2 separate regions of the Mus musculus genome follow, and region 2 is linked to region 1. Evidence: chromatin loops called from intact Hi-C (ENCODE). Cell type or tissue: left cerebral cortex. All regions are shown on one strand. Each heading gives the region's core, and the rest is flanking DNA. Links, peaks and the distances in the headings are about the cores only. Region 1 holds the start of Mmgt1 (membrane magnesium transporter 1). Region 2 holds the start of Ints6l (integrator complex subunit 6 like).

Region 1 (8,924 bases), core at 256-8,255:
CGTTAGCTAACTATAAAGCTAAATACACACTTAGCATTAGAGAGCGAATCTGGGAGCTCTTCCCTCGGGAAGACTATTTCTCCATGCTCTCGGCATTCCTTAGCTGGCTGTGCTTTGTCTAGGGCTGAGGCCCCATGGGCATCTCTGAAATCATACACATTCAAGTAACATTGCAAGAACTGAGCAGGTTGTATTTATATATTTAGGAATATATACACATATGTGTATGCATATAACAATAATTAAAGAAACAGAGGCCATGAAGTTGAGTGAGAGTGGGGGATGAGTGCACGGGAAGCATTGAGAAGGAGGAAAGGAAAGGGCAAAATGATACAATTATATTTTAATTTCAAAAACAATTTGTAAACTACACATGCAAGTGCATAATGCTTTTTTAAAGGATCTAGTTTTCACCTTAATTTTGCCATTTGGTTCATATTTATAGGTGGGGGCAGTAAGTGCCATAGCATAAGGAAGGGTTCAAATCTGAGCCATCTGGCACAAGTTGGATCTCTCCTACCATGTAGGTTCCAGGGATTAAAGTCAAATTATCAGGCTTTTCAGCCAGCGTCTTTCCCCACTGAGACACCTCGCCAGCCCCCGCAAAGCTGTCTCAGTTAGGTAAAGTACATGCAGCAAGACAACACTGTCCATACACTCTACAGCCTAAACACTGATGCCCTTTAAACTATTAAGAGCAAATGTGAAGTTGCCAGGGAATGGGATCAGTTTTGTTGCTTCCACTGTTTTAATTTTGAATGATTAGATATTTTCACACTATTGTTTAAGTTTGTTACAAAGAACTTACAGTTTTGGTAAGTTTAAATCTAATAACAGTAAACTAGTAAAACAGTCAAGTGAGGACTAGGATTAACTCAAGTTGAAAGCCACCTTTTTCCGCACTGCTTGTTCTTAACCTTCATTTTCAAAAGAACTAACTGTTGGGACAGTGAAATGGCTGAGCAGGTGAGGATGCTTGCCATCAAGCCTGACGACCTGAGACTTTTTTCCCTGGGACCCACATGGTGGAAGAAGAGACCTGACTCCTGCTGTTACACTGTCACATAAGTGACCTACACACTTACGCTGTGGCATGAACTGCTACACGCATAATAAAATATTTAAAAAGGAATTTTTATAAAAATTTGAGCCAAATGACAATTTTTAAAGGCCATTTTATACTGTCAATACAGAGACACCCCCATTTCCTTCTTTAGCTTTTGTTTTTACGACAAGGGTCTTATTCTGTAGTCCAAGTTGACTTCAAACTCACACCAATCCTCATGCCTCAATCTCCAAGCGCTGGGATTATAGGTATAAGCCTCCATGTCTGATCAAAAAGGTCTAATAGAATTTTTTTAAGATTTCAAAATCTTTCGATTTTACAGTGATAAGAGCAGGTAACAGCTGGGCAAGGTAACACAGGACTTTAATCCTAGCACTCAGGAGGCAAAGAAAGAGGCAGAGGCAGAAGCAGGTAGATCTCTGTGAATTTGAGACCAGCCAAGTCTATATAGCAAGATCCAAGCCATTCAGAGCTACATACTGAGACTCTAATTCAAAAAAATTTAATAAAAAAGAAGCAGGTAACAAATGCCATATCATGCTTGAAAATTATAAAAAAAATTAAAAAGACAAAATAAAAATTGTCATAAGCAAAGTGACTGATTTTAAATGTGTACTTAATGGAATATAAACGACCAACTTACATCTATTGGTAATGATTCATCTTCCTTTTCTGTTAGTCGCATATAAGAACGATCTAGAAAGCAGAAGCACACCATTAGGAAATTATAGCCCATTTTCCTTTCTTAAAATACAAGAAAATCAATAGACCAAAGTGGTTGACTTATATACTACATAAAGTAATGATCCCAGATTCCTCAAAAACCTCTTCTAATATAGTTAGCCTTATCTTTATGAATTAGTTTATGCTTGTCAAGGCCTGTCTTATCACCTTAAGTAAGTGACAGATGGCAAATATGAAACCGAAAGAACTAAGCATAATTTTTCATTAGTATAGAAACTCTAGAAATTTTGAAACTGTTTCTTTCACTAAGTAGTCAAAGAAGTCATAACTATTTAACAATCAATAGGACTACAAACATTTTCAATGCTCAATGACCCTGCCACTGCATAGTGAAGCCAAAGTGAAAACTGGTATGGAAATGTTCCTCTTCAGTGCAGTGATGTAACTCGAGTTCCAGGACTTCAATTTCTGTCCTTGCTACTGCTTAATTCTGCTGCTGCCTTCACTTCTGCAGGCTGCAAGGGACTGAAGGCTGCGATCAGGATCTAGAAACTGGTAACCCCAAGTCATACATAGCACCAGCTTTTCTGTTTACTACAATTTACTGTACCTCATTCAAGACATCCTCAGCAACTCCAGCACTTACTTCAATTGCAGAATGTTACAATGGGAAAGTGAACAGAGTTGCACTGCCTCAGTTTCCTCTGTGGCAAATGGGAACGTGAAAGGTGAACAGGGTTTATTTCGTGTATGAACAGTGAGAGCTCTGCTATATCAAAGGTCACTATGGCAGAGATGAGCATGCTCCAGCACCATAGGATGCTATCTGCTGCCACAATTTCCCATGACACAACTAGTGTCAAAGGTAAATGGCAGTCTTTTGCCAGCACGAGCAGTGCAGAGGTCTTGCTTCAGTCCACAAGGCATTCTTAGCACTTGAAAAATATAAAAATCCAAAATCTTAATTCTACATCAAGCAGGACAATATTATTCTAGATGAAGTAGGACAATCCACTTCTAGATTAAATAGGACAATCCCTAATTCATAATGTACTCTAGACTTAAAATGACTTGTGTGAATGTATTGAGTCTGCTTAAAAAAATATGCAGGCAGAGTATATTTGAACTTACAGAGCCTGTAAGGACAGGGATAAAAGCAAAATCAATCCAATATCATATGCTGTTTGGATTAACCTTTTAATGACACACTTCTAGCTAACTTTCTTGTTTGAATGAAGTCTACTCTGGAAATTTAAGACTATCTTCAGCTAGGCATTTCTTCACTGGGAAAATGAGGCTGTTGGAGTTCAAGCAAGGGCCTTACTTGCTTTGTGACTATAGTAGAGCCAAAGCTTACTTCGAAAATAACCAGTACTCCAGTGTATCCTATTCTCCTCCAGGACAGTGCTTCACAAACTATAAATCACCCAGGGATTTATTAAAACGAATATTCTGATTCAACAGTTCTGAGGTGGAGCCTGAGTAGACACTAACAAGGTCCCAGGTGATGTCCACGATGCTGCTCTACTGACCACACTATGAGCAGCAAAGCTCTAAGGCACTTTCCCCAGGGTCCCACCAAATTACTACTCCCCATGAACATACATACACACATACATACACATACACACACACACACACACACACACACCTTTGGAACATTCACATTATCTTACTGCAATTATTTGTTGGCCCACTAGTTTTTCCACTAGTCTAAGAATTCCCTTAAAGGAATCAAGGAACCTCTAGCACCTAAAAGCAGAAGCAACTTCAATTATTGATCTGAGAAAACAAACAAAAACAAAAAACAAAAAAATACAAAAATAAAAACCCACCATACAGCACCGTTATCATTTGCCCAAGGTCACACAGATTTAACAGTTAAGCAAAATGTTAACAACCAACCTTTTAAACCAGTCCACTGCTCTTTCCCCGTGTCACAGTGCCTCCCTGAGGCAAGCGGTCACTTAACTTCTCCGTCTTTGCCTGGACAGCAGAGTGGCCGGGATGCTGTCTAGCTAGCTGTCACGATGCCACATGCATGCAAAGTTCTCAATTCCACACTTTGTCTTAGCTACCTAGGCTGCATATGGCATGTCGTGTCTGGAGTTCTGGGACAGAGTCCCGGTCTGAATTCTTTCTCAAACCTCAGCAACCTCTTCTGGCCGTCCTGCAATCTAGGTGTTCCTCAGCCATCTGATCTCAAGCCCTCCGCTGAGGACCCTGCACGGCTTTACTTAGTCACCCCGACCTAAAACGGCTCTCCTGCACTGGGTTCAACAGTCCCTTAGGGGAGCGCCCCCACAGCCCCTGGTGTCCCCCACGCGAGCGGTCCCAGTCCCTCAGTTACTTACGCTGCGCAGCTGAAAAGGCAGCGTGGGCTAGGGCAAAAAGCCCGACACCTACAAGCCCCTTCCACAGCGACGGCGCCATGATTCAGAAGGAGCGGCAGCCCAACAAAAGGAGACGAAGGGCGGCAGAGGTACTCCTCCTTTCACCGGCGGGCGTCCACGCGGCGCAGGAACATGACGTCACCAGAGCCCTGGGCGCGAAGTGCCGGCGGTGGCCAGACCCAGAGAGCCGCCGAGAGAACGCGGAAAAAGGAATGCCGGGAAGAAGGGGACAGCGACACGGAAAAAGGGCCTGAGGCCTCCTCTGCGACTGCGCAGTGCAGCTTCCCGGAGAGAGGCAGGGCTGAGTTGGGGGCGTGAAAGAACAGGCCGAGCGAGACCAATGGGGAGACGAGGTAGAGCGTCCGCAAATACGCGCCGGATTTGGAGAAGGGGCGGGACTTACGGAAAGGCCTGGGAGGAGAAGAAGGTGGGGCTGGTGGCGTTGCTAAATGGCTGTGGGCGTAGAACTCGAAAGCCTGGTACTTGGTATTTGATAATTGGTTAATTGATTTGGTTTTCCTCCCAACAGAGTCCTTTCCTTTCACTAAGTCTTTCTTATGCCTCTGGCCTCAGAAACGGTTACCGAGGCAGGTTGCAAGGGCATCAACGTGAGGAAGTAAATAAAGTGTAGAGAGTAACTTGGGGGGTATGGAGCCCTGAACTCTCGCATGTTGGGGACGCTCAGAGCATTGGTTCAACATCTTACCTTTCTGCTTTACGTTTCTATGAGCAAGATCCACACAAAAGAGAGTGTAGCACAGCGGGACTGTTTTGTCATGAAGAAAGCTAGAATGTATGAAGGGAGAATAAAGGGATGTTGGAAACAGTCTGATGAGCACACAACTGTAACCTTTCTCCATTTTTATCTTCATCTCCTAAAATGTAGGCATTCAGAAGGAGAGTTTTTCCTGGATCTCTTTTCGCTCTACTCTCAGCAAGCTCATTAGTTCATTTCCACTTCAGACCAGCTTAGTTTTTCCAGTGATTCCAAATCAACAACTTTACCTCAAATACCATAACTCCTTAGCTCCAGATCAGCATTCCTAGCTACTCACTGCTGAGTATTCATTTGCGTGTGAGTAAACCCTGTGGGCACGACATTTTTATGGCCAAAGGTAACTCACACCCTCAACTCTATATAAGTTACTTCAGTGCCCCTGGCTGAGTGGCACAGCTTTGTTGATGTCATATCACAAAATAAGTGTGAAGCCTGATTACCATTCTTTCCCATCAGTCTCCAAAGAACTGTGTCATCTGAATCAGTTGACTCACCAGTACCTGGTCAGTACTGCTGGTCCTTACCATGCCTTTGAAAGTTGAAGCATTCTCAGGTATGATCTCCTTATTCTATTCTGACTTTATATCATCTTCTAAACGATGTTATTTCTTTATTATGTTTGTTGGGTTGCTATTGTTTGCTGCCTCTCTTCCCACTCTAGGATGGGAGCTGCAAGAAGACAGCTTTCTCCCTCTCTAGAACATTGTCAAACAGCAGGCATTGCATACAAACATGTTGGATGAAGGGTGAACAACTGTTGGTGAAGAACAAAGAGTGTTTTTATCACTGAAAAGATCTTTACAGAGATTCAGTCTAGTTCTTAAAAGCCTGTGGTCTTTTGGTATGCTTAAGTTTCTTCAAATCTGAAAAACTGGATCCCATCACATTAAGTCATAGTCATCACTGTTCTCTGGACCCTCTACACACAGTGCTTGATCCATAGCAATTGCAGTAGCATATATTCCTTACAAAAGGACAAGTAACAATGAACTTCAGAATCAGAACAAGCCAACTCAACACTATTTAGTTGACAGGACGGTGCTTAAGAGGAGGAGTTAGGGGGAGGACTGAAGGGGTTTGCAACCCCATAGGAAGAACAACAGTATCAACCAACCAGACACCCCAGAACTCCCAGGGACTAAACCACCAACCAAAAAGTACACATGGAGAGACCCATTGCTCCAGCTGCATATGTAGCAGAGGATTGCCTTGTCAGGCATCAATGGGAGGAGAGGCCCTAGGTCCTGTGGAGGCTCAATGCCCCAGTGTAGGGGAATGACAGGGGGGGGTGTGGCAGGAATGGGTGGATGGGTGGGGGCACACCCTCATAGAAGCAGGCTGTAGGGATAGTGGGTTTGTGGAGGGGAAACTGGGAGGGGGGATAACATTTGAAATGTAAATAAATAAAATAACCAATAAAAATTAAAAATCACATCAAAATTTTGTTTTAGCTTAGATAATGGTCATATTTAAATGGAAATAAAACTTTTCCACTTGACCTAATAACAACTTTTCCATGTGATCTAATAACAAGTTATCTGAAGCAGAAAATGATTAATAAAATGTTAGAGGGTTTTGAGAGGGAGAAAGCGACAGACTCTCACTCTGTAGTCTCTGCAGGCCTCAGAATCATAAATGAAATTTTTGTGCTTTATCCTCCCACCCAGTGCTGGGGAACTTAGCTTGTAACACCGTGAGCAGCTAAGAGTTTTCTGGGAGTGTCTGAATTCTGGGCCACTTCTGAGAGAAAGACAGAGACAGAGACAGAAACAGAGATATTATGGAGAAATACACCTACTGAGAAGTCTGGTATTTGTATAAGCCACCAATGCATTTTCCTATGCTTTAGAGAAGTGACTTGGTCCTAGAAAAGCAGTTTTGCTTTCTCTATTCACTTAAGATATGTTTGCATCTCTGCGTCTCACTCTTAAAGATTCATTTATTTATTATATGTAAGTACACTGTAGCTGTCTTCAGACACTCCAGAAGAGGGCATCAGATTTCGTTATGGATGGTTGTGAGCCACCATGTGGTTGCTGGGATTTGAACTCGGGACCTTTGGAAGAGCAGTCGCGCTCTTAACCACTGAGCCATCTCACCAGCCCCCCTGCGTCTCACTCTTTTTCATGCATCAGCACAATTTTGACCTTTATCAGTGTATCAAATACCAGAAAACTGGCCTAGGTTTACCTTTTCTAGTCACAAACTGTTAAATTTCATGGGCTTTGCTTGGAAATAGGGTCTTGTCACCGTGCCCAAGCTGGCTTCAAACACTTGAGCACAAATGGTCCGTATGCCTTACCCTCTCCAGAAACTATAGTACTTCGGACATGTATGTACCACCATGCCTGTGGAATCACATTTCAATTGTCTATAAATTCCAACTTAAAGGGAGACCAAGATTTTCATACATAGTTATTGATAAATGTATCATACAAATAGGTAACTAACATGTATTCCAACATGGTTCAGCAGTTTGGGGTTAGTCCCAGAATACAAGATGTGAATACCAAGAGCACCTGAGTTCTTAGAACAAAGCTCAAGCTATCTGGGACACAGTACTTAAATTCCTATGTGACCACAGAAGTGCCTTAACTAACTATCCATCCCTGAAAAAAATGAAGACACTCTCCACATGTGTCATGGGTTAATGATATAGAAGTGGGAATAATAGTAGCTACAGTATTTATAGAGAAATGTTTCCCAGATTAATCTGTTGACTAGAGACAGTGCCCCAGCACTGGACCTCTGTTCCGTGCCAGCCAAGTTCTTAAGTTATCTTTGTATGTCATCATGAACATTCCAAGCTCTCGCTCGCAGTTTCCCTTTCCTCTGGCATTCTCTGACCAGGTTTGAAAATTCACTTTCCCTGTAAATATGTTCCTATTACATATATCTATAAGAAGAATATATAGTATGTACTAAAAGGGCTTCTGAGATGGATTAGCAGGTAAGAATGTCTGCGGCCAAACCTAATGACCTCAGTTCAACCCACAGAATCCACGTGGTGGTAGGGGAGAGAATAACTTCTTGAGAGAGTGCATATGCAAATATACATACACACACACACACACACACACACACACACACATGCGTGCACAGATGCTGAATTAAATAATCAAAAAAACCTTTTTTTAAGTTATTTATATTAAGAAATATATCTCTGGGTAACAAATTCTAGACCTCTATTGATTACTAGGCAAACTAGCCTGGTTGCCTTCCCTCTCTGTCTGTCCTCCCTCCCTCCTTTCCTCCTCCCTTCATGGACTTATCAGCAAACAGGGAATTGAATACGTCTTTCTCAGGTAAGGAACCAGATCAATAAAAGAGCAGAAACAGAATCATTCAGACAAACATTTCTTCCCTAGATCCGTATAGGCTTTACCTTACACATCCATCACGCACACAGTGCTTGTCCAGCCTCCCTGAAGACACATAAGTAATCTGCCAGAGAAGCATTCACACAGTTTTTCTTTTAAACAACAACAACAACAACAAATGAGGACAAAGCGGAATCCCTCGGACACATTTTCCCCTTTAGCTAGGCAGACGTGTAGCCCTTATCAGACCCTAGGCCTCTTTACAAACACCTTCTGGAGGCTCCAGGTGGCTCCCTAGCTCCCAGAACTGGAGTCCAGGTCTCTGCTTTGAAGCTCTCCATAGGAAACTAACAAACATTTTCAAAATTGACACTGCACCCATGTCTTTTCTTCTCACAGCCATAGTGTGAGACACACCAAAACATGTATCTCAAAAAAAAAAAAATCTAAGTAGTACCTTGGCTTCGGGAGACTCCAGTCTTCATGTGATTGTATTTACATGATGCATGGCTTCTTTGCTGGATTACTTCTACAACAGTTTTCTAGACCATGTGCTGCGGACTGGGGTAAGGTTTGCACGCTGGATTTTCCTTCTGTCCATCTGATAGCTAGAAGGAGTTAGTCATGTCCTCTGTGCTTCCATTTCCTTACCTGTAATTTGAGGTGAACCATAGCTATCAGGA
Region 2 (8,924 bases), core at 711-8,710, 140 kb before region 1:
GCATGTGTTATTTGAAAGAGAGATTCTTTCCTGATTGTAAAAGTAAGGTGTAAGCAAAGTTGGGAGAAAAGTATCAGAGATCTTGCAAGACTCCCCCCTCCCCACCCTGGATTGTTTTTATGTGTGTATTTCTGCATGTGGGTTCATGAGACACCAGATCCCCCGGAGCTAGAGTTACAGGTGGTTATAAGCCTGAGATGAGGGCTAGAGACTGAACTCAGGTCCGCTGCAAGAGCAGCGGAAATTCTCACCACTGAGTCATCTCTCCAGACCCTAAAGAAGATTTTTAAAAGTCATCTTAAAATATCATTTGTGAGCTAGTGACCATTATGAATAAATAAAGAACGTGATAACAGAACATAAAGTCCTCCTGGGCACTTCTGTTCAAACAAAAGATAATAAACCAGCCCAATGCAGTTATTTGGCTAGATAAGAGTGTCATAACAACAACAACAACGGACTTTAGTGAAAATTATAAATTAGGCAAAACTGGTTTCTAGGTAATGCTCCTCCCCCATAAGCCCCTAAAGTTGTACAGGATTCTCATTTGGGCCCTAGGGTTCTGTACCCGTGCTGTATAATCCCTCTCCCTTAAGTATGGTTGGGACCTCTGACTTGCTTCTAGTCAATAGAATATTACAAAGGTAATGGATGTCACTGTCGTGATTATGTTACATTATCTAAGGCTCTGTATCAGCAGATTGGAGAGAGAGCTTTCCCTGCTGGCCCTAAAGAAACAGCTGCATCGTGAACAGGTGATGGAGAGGCTTGTGTGGCAGAGGACATTAGCAGCAAGCAGATCTGTGGGTGGCTCTCAGCCTTTTCACATACAGTCACAATGAGATAAATTCTGCCAGCAGCCTTCCTGAGCTTTACCGAGCTGATTCTTTCCCAGTTGAGCTCCCAGATGAAAAATGTGGCCTAGCCATTTCCCTGACCACAGCTTTGTGAGATGGAGCAGGGAATCCAGCTAATCAGAGCAGGAGATAACATTTAAGTACGTGCTAAGCTGCTGAATTTGTGATAATTTGCTACAAAGCAATACAAAAAACTACCACACAGGTACCCATTGGTCATAAACTTTTATTTAGTCCATGCATATACGATCTTTCTTCAGTAATATTTAATGATTTATTTTTATTTTTAATTATATGCATTTGTGTGTCTATCTGTGGGTTTGTGCACATGTTCATAGTACCCACAGAGGCCAGAAGGCATTGGATCCCCTGGACCTGGATTTCCAGGAAGTTTGACGCCTTCTAAGTGAGTGCTAGGAACCAAACTCAGTGTCTTCTGCAAGAGCAGTGAGTACTCCTATCCAAAGACCAATGCTCCTAGCCCCTTCACCACTAATATTTAAGACAGAAATGGGGAAGTTTGATGTCTTTCCATCTTTAATTCCCAAGTCATTCTATATATTTCAGTAAGCTGGTCTTCATCACACATAGAGTGGTCTCTGGCGGACTCTTGTTCACACCATTCCTCCTAAGCCAGATTCCCTCTTTTACACCTTGTTCTTTGCCCATGAAATCTTCTGAACTTCTAGACCACAGGCAAGTGCTGCCTCGCTGTTTTTACTTGCATCACCATTTTTGGTCTTATTTCTGAGAAAACATAATATATATCAATCATGTAGAACATATACACAGGATATCTACAAACAATATAGAAAACATTTGCAGATATATATGTGATCTTCACATTGTATTAAAATTGTATACTCATTGAAGCTCAAGAGTCTAACTTGTGTACAGCACATTGCTAGAAATACTCTGTATCATTATCATCATTATCGCCATCATCAGTGTTGTAGGAGACTCAAACTCAGCGCCTCACAGGAGCTGGGCAAACATCGTACTCCTATGCTGCAACACTACCTCATACTCTATATTAAAAATAATGTCACAGTAGTTGGCATAGCACACGCTTGTAGGATATGCTGAGGAGTTCAGGACCAGCCTGAGATACAAGTTTAAAAATTGAGTCATATGCAGTGGAAAGCCAAGTATAGTTGACCAGTTACCAAGTACTTACATGGAGCCAGCATTGGCAACTTCCCTCTACTGAAAATTAAATTTCAGTACCATCGACCCTACATATTTCAATGATTGAACGCCTACTTCAGGTGCCTAGCACTTTTGTGGACGTTCAATGAACCTGAGTTGAAGCAGGATATCAGCCATGGATAAAGGCCGCACAGTCCCCACAGGAGTTTAAGTATCACAGGCTGGTCAATGTTTCAAAGCCTGAGAGAGCCTGTCCTTACAAAAGGACAGCTTAGGGTAACGTTTCCGCGGCAGCTTCCTTTTTAAGTAGCTGAACCAACCAAGAAAACGACATGTAAACACTGATCAGGAAGAGGGACTAATCTAAGGGAATTTGAGCAAGTCTGGCTAGGAAAGAAGTTTGCTGCTACTGAAATGTTTTGGTCTTAGCCACTGGCAGGATTGATTGATTGTAGTTATGTTTTGTGTGAAGCCTGCCTAAACATCTGTTTCTATGCAACTGTTGCCCAATTCTCCTTTCCTTTCGAATTACCATCTTTGAAGCACGAAAGAAAATCCATCCAAACGACCAAACAAATTACCCTAAAGGCTTCTAAATCCTTTAAAGGAGAATCTGAGCTTGAAGAAGGTCCTTTACTCCCCCGCCCCTTACCTCCAGCATGGGTTCCAAACTACAACCCTCAAGCTTGGCCCAAGTCCCTCCCTTTACCCAGTCATCTAATGAATATGTAAATTAAACATAATTGGCAGCCAATGGCGTGTGTTCTAGTCACATGGTGCTGATGGTAGGTGAGCAGACAGAAGTTGTGTCAGTGAACAGAGAGGGCTCTCAGTCTGGGGCGAGCGCTCTAGTGAGCGTGGACGGATGCTTAGGCAGTAGTCCTGGCAGCGGCAGCGGCGGCGGGCAGTAGTGGTGGCAGAAGAGGGGAAGAGAGACGGCCCGGAGACCGACACACTCACACTTTCAAGTTCCCTTGGAGGGAGAGGAGTTGGGGCTGCAGAAAGAGGCCAGGAGCGGTCCCATCTATCCCATCCCGTTTCCCACTTTTCCTCTTGCTCCCTGGCTCTGCGAGAGTTCAGGATTTGGGTAGCCATACGTGGCATTGAGGGAAAAGGGACTGGGAGAGTGGGGACCAGAACCAGGGGTGTAGTGGAAGATGCCCATCCTGCTGTTCCTCATAGATACGTCCGCCTCCATGAACCAGCGCACTGACCTGGGCACCTCCTATTTGGACATTGCTAAAGGCGCTGTGGAGTTATTCTTGAAGGTAAAAGGAGGGGAAAGGAGATGAAGGGGTCGCTTCTGTGGGATGGGTGGGTTGGACTGAGGTGCTTCTGTAACGTTTGTATCGCTTCCCCTCGTTTCCTACGCGACCCCCCCGTCATCCCTCGCCCCGCAGCTGCGCGCCCGGGACCCAGCCAGCCGCGGAGACAGGTACATGCTGGTCACCTACGATGAGCCTCCCTACTGCATCAAGGTAAACAGGCCAGCGGGGGAGCGGTGGGCGGGAAGAGCGTGCGCGTCCACTAGCCTGGGGCTGCTGATCCCTTTTGCCTCCACCCGTGGCGATCCTGCGTCGCCCTGCGGGACGGGCTGCAGTGAGGAGCGCCGAAGGGCAGGAGGAGCAGGGCGGGTGGCGGCGGTCGGGGGTCGCAGAGAGGGGCCCGGAGATGAGCAGCCGGTGTAGAGAAGGCACTGGAGGGCCGAGTTCCTAGCACGGCTGCAGCAATCGCCTCCGAAGATGGCGGACATTTTGCTTTTGTATGAGGCAGCCAGAGGCAGGGTGAGGGCGCTGCTGAGATGGAAAGGAGGGAGGGGAGGAGGCCGAGGAAGGAGGGCTCGAGGCCCATGGTGAGGCTGCGGCCCCTTCGCCTGGGACTCCGCCCCGATGTTCTCTTAGCCCCGCGCGGGCTTTGCTGCCGCCCGAGCTCCTCCTCTGGTCCCTCCTTCCATCCCTCGGCCCGCCCCGCCTGGGCTTCCTCTCCCTCCTCCCGCTCCGGTCCGTTTCTCCTTCACCGCATCTTCCCCTCCTCTTCCTGCCAAATGCCGGGCTGCACTAGCGCTGGCCTCCCAGAGCAGCTCCTTTGCATTCGAGGCTCTGGCCCCCGCCCCTCCTGTGCCACCACTAGCTCGGAACTGCTTAGCCTATGCAGCTCCCAGACCCTGCACGCTCAGTCAGGTTGAGCCCAGCTCTCAGTTACCTTAGCGACAGTTGCTGTTTCATTGGAAATTCCTGCGAAGCAACCACAGAGTGTTTGGGGGAGGGNAGGGGGCGCGCGCGGGGGGGTTGGGAGGGGGTGCCCAGGCAAAATCTTCTTAGGGAACTGGTTTAACAGGGGCCAGAGTGTTTTAGGGAGCAGGCCTACCTATTTGCATCCGAAATTAGGTTTGCTCTTAGCTGCTTAGGGATTTGCCAGGGGGCGTTTAGACTGAGCAGATGCACTAGACCAAGTCAATGATTTGATTCTCAGGGTCTGACCCTTAGCCTCGGTGGGGTAGTTATTTGTGTTCCCATGGTGAAGAGATAAAGAACTGGTTCGCCTGCAGTGGCTTGATAAGAAGAACTCAAACTGTTAAATCATCCTGCATCAGGATCGTGCTTGCATGTTGAAATATTAGAAGGTTGTTACCATTATCCTTGATGTCTTTCATTGGTGCGTCATCCATCCGTCCCCCCTCACCCCACCCCCGGTCTAACTCATCTCAGTAAATTAACAGGAGGTTCAGTCTGGATGTTGTAAGCCCTGGTTTAGTGAGTTGTTACGTCTCAAAGTAAGTTGGCCAGAATGTTCTTCAGACATAATGAAAGCGAAGATACTGATTTGGTAACTCTCTGCTTTGATTAAAAGTTTAAATTGCAGGCTTTTCCTAATACTATTCTGGTTTCAGCTCGTTTGTTTTCAATTTTTTATTTATCTACCAAAAATCGTATACTTCTTGTAAATATCCTATGGTTTTAGAAATGTCAGTTTTCTAGGCTAGCCTGGGCTAACATATTGAGACCCTAGAGCTGGAGACATAAATTTCAGTAATGGAGCACTTACAGATATGAAGCTTTGCAAACATTCTAACCTTAGCATAGAAAAATAAAATAAGAGCCAGAGGCTGATTGTTGACACCTCTTGACTACTAATGATAACAGTAAGAGCCTACCTTTTGTAGTGCGCCTATTTGAAGACATACTCAGTAATTTAAAGCAGTGGAGGGATAAGCTCCAAAATCAGTTCCTACCTATCGTTTTCTTTCAAGGGACAGCATTTTGCAAGGACTGATGGTAGTTCCTAAAATAGTTTTTTTGAGTTATAGGAATTATGTGACAGTCTGTCCTGGTATTACATGCCTTTAATCTCTAGTATACAGGAGGCAGTGAGAGAGATGGACCTTTATAAGTTTGAGGCCAGCTTAGTCTACTCAGCAAGTTCTGGGCCAGCCAGGGTTCTATAGTGAGACACTTTCTCAAAAAAAGAAAGAAAGAAAGAAAGAAAGAAAGAAAGAAAGAAAGAAAGAGAAAAAGGAAAGGAAAGGAAAGGAAAGGAAAGGAAAGGAAAGGAAAGGAAAGGAAAGGAAAGGAAAGGAAAGGAAAGGAAAAGAATCCATGACAATATTAACACACTCCTTTCCTTTGGCAGGAAGAGGTTTTGCCCCATTTTAACAGTCATTATTACATCTTCAATCCTAGCACTGGGAATCCATGGCTCATACTATTTCTTTTCAGTGCTAGAGATACAACTCAGGCTTTTCTGCATGCTAAGCAACTGTTCTGCTCCTGAGCTACAGCCCAGCCAGTGTGCTTATTTAGATTCGGTTTCCCCCACTTCTTTTATTCAGTGAATTACCCTGAGTGGCCATGCATGTTTGAATGGCTGGGTATTTTAGCCACATGTTTATGAAACTTTCGATATTTGTTTGGAAGAGAAGAAAATGTTCAGTATTATATTTAGTGGAAATTTTATTGTAGTTCTTTTTCTTCTGCTATGTTGCATCCTACAAGAAGTATTCCACCACTGATGTCTTTCACACACTTTCTTCTTTAAAGTGTGTGAAGATACATTGTGTACTATGTTTAATTATTATTATTTTTTTAATTTTATGTCTGTTGGTGTTTTGCCTGCCTGCATATCTGTGTGAGGGTGCCAGAGTCCTTGGAACTAGAATTACAGACAGGTGTGAGCTGCCATGTAGTTGCTGGGAATTGAACCCAGGTCCTCTTGAGCAGCTGGGTGTTCTTAACCACTGAGCCATCTCTCCAGCAAATTAAACAAATTAAAAAAAAAAAACTAAACAAATCTCTGTTTAATTATCAATCACTTAGTCTTAGTTCTTCATTTTACCTACGTAAAAGGAAATATTAAGTATCTAGTAATATTTTTGTGCTTTACGAACATTACTATTGGTAGACCATATTTAGGTAAGAGTTTTCTGAATTTCCATTTTGGACTTTACCTTTCTACCTCGCCCAACCTTCTCTGCCTGTGATAACCTCGTTCATTTGCTTTTTAGGTTGTAGCTTGCTTAGAAGTTCTGGAATTTTAGAGCATCTTGTGATAGTTTTCTTAAAATTCAGTATAGATTTTCACGTTCTAGTAGTCCTATAGGACCGTTTTCGGTCACACATGATATCAAAATAGGTCTTTCTTTGACTGTCAGCTGGCATCTTAGTTTCTACTTAAAACTTTATTCTCTCTTAGGGGCTCAAGTAATGGTTTGGTAGTATTTTATTGGTAACAAATTGTTCTGCAGAATAAATAAAGTGTCATTTTCACTTTCTCTGAGGCTGCAGAAACATTGCAACATTTTACTTCGCAGATCTGGAGTATATCCAACTCCAAATGCTTCCAAATGAATTTTATTTTGCTAGTAGATCCTCTTCTGTTCCAGCTGTAATAAGCATGAGTTGTGCATTTGCTTAGGAGATTTCTTTTTAACAGGCATGCAGCTCTTCCCAGTATATCCACTTACAAGCTTTGACAAGAAATCTTGTGCGAAGTTGCTGCAGCAGGAATTTTTCACTAACATATGTGGTTGAGTATGTAAATATAGTATTTCACCAAAGACTTGGTAACTCTACTGCATACTTCTTTGCATATAGCTGTCTACTCTTTTAATATTAGTCATACCTGTTCCATGCTGTGCCATGTGTGTTGATGCAATTAAGTTTCATTTGGGGACCATGTATGAAATGCAAACATTGTGTGTTAAATCTCTGTTGCTAAGTGTTGCTTCATAAACTTGTTTCATCCATGGAGTTACAGTATTAATGCTCTCTGTATGCACTACACTTTCAGTGTACATAGCTAGATACTCCTGTTTAGTATTATATATATATATATATATATATATATATATATATATATACTATACAGTGTGTCCTTAGAAGATGAATGCAGTACAGGGCTTTTAAAATGTTGTGTGAGAACTTTGTGGCAATAATTATAGTTCTCAATAGTTTTGGCTGAGATTCTGCTGTCTTGTATGTTTTGTTTTGTTATGAATCATAATTTCCTTCTATTCTGTGACTGGGAGAGGCAGGCTTGTCAGAAGAAAGTAAGCCACTAGCCTGGGTTCTCTCCTAGTAAAAGTATTAAAAATGATATTATAGTTGAAGCCACTTTATTAAAATTATTTTTATTTAAAGGAGTTTTTTTTAAATAACAGAAACATCTTTCAAGAAATAGTTGAAACGTGAATAAATAGTGGTCAGAAGTGTTATAAATAAGAGATAATGTTTCAAAGAAACTCTCTAAGCTAATAATTTGAAAATATAAACCATTTGAAAAAGTGAGCATCTCTCTTGGATGTTACTTTTCAACATTGTGTGGCTACTTTTGATTACTAGTGTCTGCATGCCTTTACCAATGTGAGCCAGAAAGAGAAAGAATTCTGGCTTACCAACTGAGGAAGTAAACTCAATATTTTAAAAACTGATACATGTAATAGACATTTATTAGAATTTTGACTAAAGTATTAAAAGAACATTTGTTGTTGTTGTTGTTTTCCAGACAGGGTTTTTCTGTGTAGCCCTGGCTATCCTGGAATTCAAAGACACCCACCTGCTTCTGCCTCCTGAGTGCTGGGATTAAAGGTGTGCACCACCACTGCCTGGCTAAGGGAGCACCTTTGTTTTGTTTTGTTTTTCTTTTTCTGAGGCAGGGTTTCTCTGTATAGCCCTGGCTGTCCTGGAGGTCACTCTGTAGACCAGGCTGGCCTCCAACTCAGAAATCTGCCTGCCTCTGCCTCTCAAGTGCTGGAATTAAAGGAGTGTGCCACCACTGCCTGGCAAGGAGCAACTTTTAATGGAGTCCTCCATTGTGGTTAAGAATCTATAGAAATGCTCTGGTTATCCTGAAACTTTCTGTTCAGGATCTTTCAGATCAGGCTGGCTTTGAACTCACAGAGTTCATGCTGCCTCTACCTCCCAAGTGCTGAGATTATGCCTAGCTTGATTTTGGCTTTCTTTCACACTTCCCCTCCTCCCTAGCTATTTGAAGCATCTGACAATAGTCATTGTAGATTATCAAAAGAAAAGGGGATGGGATGGGGACTTAACTCTAGAAGGCCATATCTCTGGCCAAGGTCTAATGGTCTGAGTCCAATGCTGAGATTAGGGATCAACAAGAAGATACAAGGAGAGCACTGACGACATTGTAGAGATCTACCTTCTATCCTAGACCTCTCTTACGTATATCTAGCCATTCTTGAAATGTCAGTGTTTGCCACTTGTCACCAGAGCCACTGGTGTGGCTGACATTCAGCGAGTCTTGTCCTCTAGTCATTCTTCCCTGTTTGTTAATCTTTAAATAAAGTGAAACAGTCATTTTGCTGTGAAAATCCTTCAGGCACCGGGCATGGTGGCTCATGCTTGTAATCCCAGCCTGGCTTTGCATATTTATATTTTGTCTCCAAAACAAAACCAAGCC

Evidence for each region. Hi-C counts contacts between places; a loop is a spot of excess contacts. Peaks named below come from ENCODE experiments on the same cell type or tissue, not always from the same donor. Only the 100,000 strongest peaks of a DNase experiment are listed, where the experiment ranks them.
Region 2: it touches region 1 in a loop (1.9-fold over the local background); 4 of 42 quality-filtered maps call a loop at or near these places.

The regions. Positions count from the first base shown.
Region 1 is chrX:56,593,681-56,602,604 of GRCm38, forward strand. It overlaps Mmgt1 (membrane magnesium transporter 1), which reads right to left and starts at 4,264. Exons shown (of 4, transcript NM_146234.4): 1 at 4,105-4,264; 2 at 1,710-1,762. The coding sequence starts at 4,183. Gm36239 (a long non-coding RNA gene) reads left to right here and starts at 4,512. Exons shown (of 3, transcript XR_386934.2): 1 at 4,512-4,622; 2 at 5,378-5,474; 3 at 5,583-5,976. In left cerebral cortex, for the core only: no CTCF peak of the experiment used is centred there; DNase peaks (open chromatin) are centred at 3,822 and 4,391; H3K4me3 peaks cover 1,413 bases; H3K27ac peaks cover 334 bases.
Region 2 is chrX:56,452,043-56,460,966 of GRCm38, forward strand. Ints6l (integrator complex subunit 6 like) reads left to right here and starts at 2,797. Exons shown (of 17, transcript NM_172779.4): 1 at 2,797-3,274; 2 at 3,407-3,484. The coding sequence starts at 3,164. In left cerebral cortex, for the core only: a CTCF peak has its summit at 3,790; DNase peaks (open chromatin) are centred at 2,787, 3,335, 3,916 and 4,465; H3K4me3 peaks cover 2,376 bases; H3K27ac peaks cover 1,594 bases.